Linked DNA regions of Homo sapiens: region 1 is linked to region 2. Evidence: chromatin contacts called from ENCODE Hi-C or POLR2A ChIA-PET data. All regions are on one chromosome and are shown on one strand. Each heading gives the region's core, a stretch centred on a gene start or an enhancer-like site at or near the end of the contact. The rest is flanking DNA. Distances are from core to core; before and after follow the strand shown. Region 1 overlaps IRAK3 (interleukin 1 receptor associated kinase 3). Region 2 has its middle 17 kb from the start of LINC02425.

Region 1 (4,424 bases), core at 1,621-4,120, 190 kb after region 2:
CCAAAGCAAATCAGTCCCTTCCACGGCCATTGAACTTTTGGCCTTTCTGCTGAGCCTGCCAGCAAAGATGTTAATTAGTGCCAACTATAACAGTAGATTTCCCCCTCGTGTTTGGTGATATGCACACCTGTTCTCTAGAAGCTGGAATGAAACTAACTCAGTTCATTTGGGCCACTGAACACCTGTCAGATGGTAATGACAGTCAGTCCCCAGCAGCCTCGGCCAGATGTGATTGGCTGACCTAGATTACCCTCCTGAATCTCTTTTAAATGAATCCTCCACTGTGCTCTAAACCTAGGCCTCCCTGAGTGTTGGTCCCTCTGTGTGTAGCTCAGTGCTTTTAGGACTGAGCTGTCCAAATCCCTGCCTGTTTTGCCTTTGTCATATTAATTTTCTAAATCTATGTAAGGGAAGATAGCTTCTAGGAGGGATGCAGTTTTATTGTACGGCTTTGATAATTGGCTGAGAAAAGGACATCTCAAAATCTGTGTTAAACAGTGGCCTTTTCCCAGAGTAATTCAGGGCTCTGTTTTTATTGGAGGAGTGAACAATGGAAGATGCTGTTACCTTTATTTTCTTTTCTGTATTTGGGCTTCAGAGTGATGAGTCACAAAAGACTTTATCCTAACCCTTTGATATTATTATTATTATTATTATTATTATTTTTAAAAAGCCAAAATTTCAGCAACTTTTATTGACTACCTTTTAAAAGCCCTATGCTGCTGTTTTACAAGGCATAATAGACCAGCTCATCTGGTCAAAGCATTCTACATCATTAGTTTGAACTAACTTTTACTGAAACAGCTACAGCATCAAAAGAGTTAAGGCAAATTGGAATTCATAGAAAAGGATAAGACACTTCACACTGCATTGAAAGAAAGACAGGCCGGGCGCGGTGGCTCACGCCTGTAATCCCAGCACTTTGGGAGGACGAGGCAGGCGGATCACGAGGTCAGCAGATCGAGACCATCCTGGCTAACACGGTGAAACCCCGTCTCTACTAAAAATACAAGAAATTAGCCGGGCATAGTGGCGGGCGCCTGTAGTCCCAGCTACTTGGGAGGCTGAGGCAGGAGAATGGCGTGAACCCGGGAGGCGGAGCTTGCAGTGAGCCGAGATCGCACCACTGCACTCCAGCCTGGGCGACAGAGCGAGACTCCGTCTCGGAAAAAAAAAAAGGCCGGAAAGCTAAGAAGAGAGACACTGACGGCAACACTGAATTACAGCAACACTCGCACTGCAAGCACAGAACACCATGGGTGAAGTCGGACTAGTTAAACTTCAGAAAGCCCATTTCATACAGCTGGAAAAAAAAAACACAGATTAAACACAAAATGAACAAAACCACAAAAATCCGGTCATGCACTTGGATAAGTCTTCACGGTCTTTGTGCATACCCAGAAAATTGAAGTTTTCTTTTCTTTTTTCTTTTTCTTTTTTTTTTTTGCATCATAACATTTGATAAAAATCTGTTTGTTTGTTTGTTTTACTAAAATAAACCTGTTCGGGGGAACAGCTACTAGATGAATTTAAGGTTTTTATGCACCTTATAGAACTTATAGCAAAAATAGTTTTAGTTGATTTCGTTATAAATAACGTTTTCAAGAACTTGTGCAAAATTGTCAATAATTTCCTAAAGCACAATTGATCAGAAAAATCCATGATTGTTCAGCCTTCACACCCTTCTTCATGTAAGAACACCTTTCTGTACATCTCACAGTTACTTATTAGGTTGAAAGGTATATGGAGAATGGTCATTAGACGTCTCGACAGCCACCTGCTGTTGACCACTTGCCTCCTCAACAGGAGCCGCTGTCGTCTGCATATGTTCATACTGTGGCAAGTAGGCTCCTTGCATAGCTGACGTTGCAGGCATGTATGTTCCGGTGCTGCCTAGTGACAGATGACTCATCTGCTGGGCCAGAGGGCTGATCATTGATGCGGGCTGTAGTGACATGGTGTGCTCCATTGAGGGAGTTAACACGGCACCGGGGTGCTGTAGAATATATGGTTGAGGTTGCGTCCAAGAAGGACTTTGCACCTGGTAGGCAGATACAGGAGATACAATATAGGGTGTAATAGAAGTTTGAGTGATCATTCGGTTTGTAGCAATACTGTATGGTGAAGGATAAAATCCGTTTTGTATAGCAGCTGTAGTTGGGTCGTAAGTAAGTGTCATTCCAGTAAGTCTCACCTCTCCTTCTCTATGCCATGGTCTTCCATTAGGGATGTATTTGTTTGGGTTCTGTCTCTTTTTCTGTCCTCCATCAGAAAACTTACACAATAAAGGTTCTGTGGGGGCAGAAACTCCTGGTGGTGTCTTAATAAATTTTCCATTAAAATGACCAGTAACAGCTTCACATTTTTCTGTTGATTCCGTCCTAGCAAAGCCAACACCACGACTTGTACCACTGGCATCACGTAGTATCCTTGTAGAAATAACTTGTCCAAATGGTTTGAGCATATTTTCTAGTTCTTGCTTATCCATGGAGAGTGGCAAATTAGAAATGTAGAGGTTGGTAGGATCTTGTTCCTGTTGCTTTGCCATTTGAGCTTGAACCCCACTGGCCTTCAGGGCAGACACAGCTTTTTGAGCTGCTGCAGGGCTGTCAAAGTCGACAAAACCATAACCTTTGCATTTGTTCGTTGTCTTATGCAAAATTGCGTTTGTGGAGACTATTTTCCCATATGGTTGACAGAGCTTCACCAGGTCCTGGTCGGTGGTGTGGGGAGGCAGTCCTCGGATATAGAGGTTCGTTTTGCTGAGCTGATCCCATCCTGAGTTGCTGCTGCTGCTACTGTTGTTATTACTGCTGGTGGTGCTGGGACTGGGAGGGGCCATGGGGTGGGCTGGGACCAGAGACTGCTGCTTGCGATAGGGCGTCCGGCAGTTGCTGCTGCCCCCGGGGTTGCCGCTGCTGCTGGGGAAGATCATCGCTGCGGGCCGCGGCGGCGGGCGCGGGCGCGGGGCAGCCTGGGCGCGGGGCAGCCTCGCCGCGAGGGGGAGGACGCAAGGAGGGGGCCGGCCGGGCCCCGGGCCGAGGCAGCTTTGGGAACTCCCTCTCGCCGCGCGGCGGCGGCCGGCGGGGGCTGCAGCTCCGCGCTGACTTCCCCTCCGCACTCGTCTAAAAGTGCGGCGCGGCGCGGGGCGAGACTCGAGCAGCTCGGGCAGCCGCCGCTCTGCGTGCCATGGACGGGAGTTCGCGCGCGGAGCTGGCGGCGTCGCCGACTCTCCCGGCGGCAGCGGAGGAGCAGCGCCGCCGCGTCCTCCGATATTATTAAGTTATGTTTTTAAATAGTATGAAATAGCATGGAACAATGTATATAAAGTGAGATTAAGTGGAAAAGACCAAATTAAAGTAGCGTATAGTATATAATTATAACTTTGTATAACTACAAATTCATGCATTAAAAAAATATTAAAAGTAAAATATACCGAAATATCAACAACGTTTTGTTTGGTTGGAGAACCTATAGCTTATTTTTCAATGGCTTATTTTTTTACTTCTTTATGTTCTTTAGATTGTATTTAAAGAAGTATGTTCTAGTCTAGCAATAACATAAAATTTATTAGACAAAAATAACTTGGCGTCAGACCTTACTGTCTCAAACCAATTAATTGGAAAAAGTTCCAAAAGACAGTCTCAAGTTACTAAATGAAATCCTTATCAGTTCAATCATTCTCTGTAATTAATTTTATCAGTAAAGAAGCTTGATAATCTGTCATTTTTATGGTTTTAAAATAGTTTTTAAAATGAAAGTTGGAAAATCATTATTCAGCAGCCTGGTGCCCAAAGTGTGAATAACATCTTTTGTCTAAAGCAAAGTGAAATGGTTCTCATGTCTTCAGCAGGGAGGAGGGAGGATGAGGATGAGGATGTGGATGTGGGAAGACCACCAGAAATCTGGGTTCAGGCCGGGTGAGGTGGCTCACACCTATAATCCTAGCACTTTGGGAGGCTGAGATAGGCAGATCACTTGAGGTCAGGAGTTTGAGACCAGCCTGGCCAACATGCTGAAACCCCATCTCCACTAAAAATACCAAAAAAAAAAAAAAAAAAAAAAATTAACCAGGCATAGTGGCTTGTGCTTGTAGTCCCAGCTAGTCTGGAGGCTGAGGCAGGAAAATTGCTTGAACCCAGGAGGTGGAGGTTGTAGTGAGCTGAAATTGCATCACTGCACTACAGTCTGGGCGATAGAACAAGACTCCGTCTAAAAAAAAAAAAGGAAAAGAAAAAGAAATCTGAGTTCAGACCCAGGTCTTTTTTCTCTTTCTGTGGCCAGAGAGTGGCCAAAAGTTTTCGCACTTGCACATTCGGAGCCAACCAAGACAGTCTTAAGGTGACCTCTTGTTGCTGTCAAATTCTTTGACATTACACCTGCCTATTTTTGTACTGGGCTCTGTACTCACGAGTCTAGGACTG
Region 2 (4,658 bases), core at 575-3,074:
CCACTTTATACATGAGACAGCAATTAAGTCACTTGCGCAATGTCATACAGCTCAGAACTGGAGGACCTGGGATTCAAACACACAAAGTCTGGCCACAGAGCACAAGCTCCTAGTGACTACGCTATCTTTCAAGTTATCTAAGCCCATTTTCTCATCTTAAAAAATATAGCTTATAAGCCTCATAGAATTATTATGTTGGTTAAATGAGATAATGCATATAGGCCGGGTGTGGTGGCTCACACCTATAATCCCAGCTACTCGGGAGGCTGAGGCAGGAGAATCACTTGAATCCAGGAGGTGGAGGTTGCAGTAACCCAAGATCATGCCACTGCGCTCCAGTCTGGGTGGCAGAGTGAAACACTGTCTCAAAACAAAACAAAACAACAAAAAAGAGATAATGCATATAAATTTAGCACAGGGCCTGGGGTATAGTAAGCAATAAAAAGATGTCAGATATTATTTTTTGACTTTCTCTGTCCTTTCAGCCCAGACCCCCAGAGGTGGAACCAGCAGGGGAAACTTGAAGAAATCGTGCCAGTTTCTTTTCTTCCCCACCCAGGGAGTCCTGTGTTCATATACTGTTGTGCTACATAACTAATACTTGAAGGAATAATAATGAGGCCATTGAGTGCCAATAATATGTTAGGCATTATACAAAATTCGTCATTCTACAAAACCTGTTTGCTTCCCAAGCCTACTCAGTCTCTGCTGAGTGGGTTTAAGATTACTGGCAATATATCCATTGCAAACCCTTTTAGCCAGGAGTGTCTGCTGCTTTGTCTTTAAGATTTTGTCTCTGCAAGAATATTGGACTCTTTGATTTCAGCGGCAAGGGTGTTTGGGTAGCAGCCAGAGTCTAACATTTTTTGTCCTTTAAAGCCTTCATGCATCTGTTGTTTGGCCATCACAACTGACTGCCTTGACTTGGTTGGAATTACAACTCAATTTACACCCTATATTTTCCCTTTATTTCTTCAGCATCATACAGGACTCAAGATTTAACAGCATTTCTTTGACTTTCTGGCCTCCTCTCGAGACTTTGATTTATTTCTACAAGCCATATAACAGTGTTCTTGGCAGCCAATAAGAACTCTTCAATTGGACACTCTAATCAGGCTCTTTTCCTTGGCAACAAGTTCTAGCCACCTCCTCTTCTTTGCTGAGAGAAAACTCAGAAAAAAAAAAAAAAAAAAAAAAGGTGCGCCAGTTTAGAAGGAAGCAAAAGCTATCTCAACAGGTGAAAGAAAGCCAACTCTCGTGAAAGTGGGAAGGGAAAACTCTGCCTCTATAGGTATTGTTTCTTTAGGAAGCCATAAGGCCAAAATAACTGGTTATAATCCAGAGTATTGAATGTTTTTCCTGATACTCACTTGTCACATGATTTAAGTCAAGCCTGTTTGCTTCTCGGGGACTCAGTTTTCCCATCTGTAGAATATTACTCTCTGGCATCTTCACCACAGAGTTTAAAGCATTGGCCATATGTTAACCTCTTTACTTTTCACAATCCTGTAAGAGTCAGGCACAGATACTTTGCTTCAGACCTGAAAGGAAAAAGAGAAGCAAAGAAATTGTGGGGTCTGCCTACAGTTGCAGTATAGCTGGGATAACAATTTACATTGTTTATCTTAATGCCAAATGCTATTGTTTTCCAGAAACTTCTCTGTCAGAAAAATGGAATTATTAACAGAGAAATATGGCACCTTGCTTGCAAGTCATTTGACTTGGCTGTTTAAATGAAGTTAGGGGATTTCAAAACCCAATCTAATAGAAAAACATTGGTCAGAGTTTGACATTATACAAATATTTCATACTTGGGGCCTACTGCCTTGAAACACTGACTAATCCTCACTGTTACCTTGTGAAATACATTATTAGTCATTATTAGTTCCATTTTACAGCTGGAGGAACCAAAGAAGAAAGTTCAAATGGCTTCTCTGGGGCCACAGAGGAAGTCAGTACTACACAAGAGAAATTCTTGTATTTTCTCTCTCTTTTGCTCACCCAGATAGAGAAAGCAGGTTTTCTGGAGAAGTTCTCACATCTGAAATCATTCATGAAACTAGAGGCAAATTCACATGGCATTAGTTTTTGAGAACAGTCACAGCTACAGCATTTCTAAAAATGTAAACATAACAGCAAATGTAAGATCCATATTGGAAAAACACCCTTGAGGTTGTGTTTCTCTAATTGTAGTCATTGGGCTTCCAGGAATTTGAGAGCACAGACCCCAAACCATTCACAGACCATGACACTTCTCTTACTCATGAATTAACTATATATTGGTATTCAATGAAAAGCTGATGTCTTTTTATGCGTACCCTAGCCAAAAATAATGCTAGGCTTCCTGATGATTCTCAAGATGTGTGGTGAAGTGTGTGTGTGTGTGTGTGTGTGTGTGTGTGTGTGTGTGATGTCAAGTAGACATTTACTGAACATTAACTGTGTATCAAGCACTGTGCCTACTTGTTGGAAAATAGAAGTAAAAATCTCCTTCCCCTAGAAGAATTTAGGATTTAGGTAAGAAAATAAAATACACATATCTACCAGGCTCTGGTAAAATCTAGAGTTCAAATATGTTATTTTTAATTTTGCTTAACCCCATATTTCTTTAACTTTTGGAATTCAGAATTTTTCTTCAAGAAGCACCTAATAATAATGCCACTATAATTAGTACTTTTCACTTTAAAATTAATTTTTTAATCTCTCCATCAGTATTCAGGTTTAGAATTTCCTAAAAGACCATGTACTTAAGCTTTCTTATAAAACAATTACATCATCAAGATGCAAATAAAGACTTCTTAATTTCCATCTATATTCAATTATTTTATGTTAAATTTGGGCTTCCCGTCTGCCAAGTTATATGCTGTATGGTGAACATATAAACAGGAAGCCAGCATTAGCCCTGCCCAGTAGTGTAGTGGAAGAATGACATGGAAACCTCTGATTGCAATACAATGAGACGAATGCTGGTTGACACACCTACAATATATGACCAGCGCCTGGAAACCAGCCATGCTAGCACATGGGGGTGCACGGAGGTGTACCGGGCGAAGGAAGGCTTTATGGAGGAAGTGATGTTTGAGCGGCTCTGAAAAAAACAGAAGGTCCCCAAGGTGAGAAGAGGATGAGGACTTTTCCAGGCAAAAGGAGAGGCAAAATGGCGTGATTTGGGAGTCTCCTGGGGATCTACCCGTCAAGAGAAAACCTCCTGAGAAGGTCTATAAGTGGAGCAGCGTCTACAGGGCGCTTCGCACAGCAAGCTGAGTCAAACACCAAACTGCTTCAGCTAACGAAATCTGCTGCCAGCATCTTCTGCTGTAACCTGCAAACACTGAGATACCTCTAACTTCTCGCCTTTCTTCCCTTCTTCCTCTTCCAAAAAAAAATGGTAGTGTCTGCTTCCAACTTCTCAAGCATGTGGAAAAAGACCTTGAGCTCCATCAGTGAGTAAGACCAGATAAACAGCAGTGCAGTGTTAGTGTCATCTTTGTCAGACTCATGAAAGAGCCTCCTTAAACAATAAATTATCATCAACATTCCAGGGTATAGTTGCTTAATATGTGTACTAGCCACGTCTCTGATACCTCTTCTTTCCGGGGTTTACCCTTTGGCTATTTCACTATTTGTTAGCATTTATGTACACAATTGGTTGTGCAATTCTACTCTTTCAGCTGCTGTTAGTTCTTGTGGTGATGAAAGGTAAAACAGAGGGTGCAATAAGATTCAGGAATAATCTGTGGACTTTTATTTTTTAGTGTGATCTATCTCACAGAAAATTGACATGTTTGTTTTTATTTTATGGAAAACTAACTTTACTCTCAAAATGTTCCTTTACCGTGTTTTTTGGTGAAAAACATTTTTAAATAGTCTCCACAATTGTTGAATGGCTACTTTTCTGATGAATTTCTTAAGCAGTAAGAGAAGTCCCTACAGCAAGCAGTCTGCTGTTTTGAAATTGTTTGCAAGGGAAAGTATTGTATAAAGATAATTATGTTGTGGCTAAAGAACTATCTTAGGCTAAAGTCCTTGAACAAAGAACAGATAAGCATGTCTTTGTTTGAAGTTTTGTGGTGAAATAATCATTGGCAGCTTATGTAGATATGCCTTGATTGATAACTATCCTATGTTTTTTTTTTTTTTGTTTTTTTTTTTTTTGAGACAGGGTCTCTCTCTCTCTGTCACCCAGGCTGGAGTGCAGTGGTGCAATCACAGCTCAATGCAGCCTCTACCTCCTGGGCTCAAGCAGTCCTCCCATCTCAGCCTCCTGAGTAGCTGGAACTACAGGCATGCACCACCATGCCCAGTTAATTTTTCAAAAATTTTTTTGTAGGGACAGGGCCTCCCTATGTTACCCAGACTGTTCTCAAACTCCTGGCCTCAAGCAATCCTCCTGTCTCAGCCTCCCAAAGTGCTGGAAGGCTGAAACAGCCCAGCCTCTATGAAAATATTTTTTTAAATGTGGAGCATTTGCTGGGTAACAAAGTACCTTTTTAAAAAAATCCACATTGAAGAAAGTCATGTATTCACTCAGCAAATATTTACTGAGTTGCTTCATCTGCATAAACACAGATATAAATTCTTGATACATCATTTTTAAAACAAATAATGATTATAATTACTCAAGGGGAACTTAAGACTGATTACTGTTGGCAAATACA

The links. Hi-C counts contacts between places; a loop is a spot of excess contacts on that map. ChIA-PET counts read pairs that join two places held with the same protein, here RNA polymerase II (POLR2A). Pooled maps may share reads with other maps.
Region 1: a loop to region 2 is called in a pooled map, with 2.2 times the contacts of the local background. The contact joins two enhancer-like sites. A Hi-C loop is called at or near these places in 1 of 37 single-sample maps with no recorded cell type and 1 of 50 pooled maps. POLR2A ChIA-PET finds 5 or more read pairs at or near these places in 1 of 52 experiments (activated CD4-positive, alpha-beta T cell).

What each region holds. Positions count from the first base shown.
Region 1 is chr12:66,232,353-66,236,776 of GRCh38, forward strand. The region is part of intron 8 of IRAK3 (interleukin 1 receptor associated kinase 3); the gene reads left to right. It also overlaps the pseudogene RBMS1P1. Among named protein-coding and RNA genes, the nearest start is that of MIR6502, 17 kb to the right of the region's middle. RefSeq lists an enhancer at 2,720-2,799 and a silencer at 2,860-3,139. Within about 2 kb of position 2,871, at least 14 of the 41 ENCODE cell types and tissues checked have a DNase peak (open chromatin) inside an H3K27ac peak, as active enhancers do.
Region 2 is chr12:66,045,672-66,050,329 of GRCh38, forward strand. No RefSeq gene overlaps it. Among named protein-coding and RNA genes, the nearest start is that of LINC02425, 17 kb to the left of the region's middle. Within about 2 kb of position 1,825, at least 2 of the 41 ENCODE cell types and tissues checked have a DNase peak (open chromatin) inside an H3K27ac peak, as active enhancers do.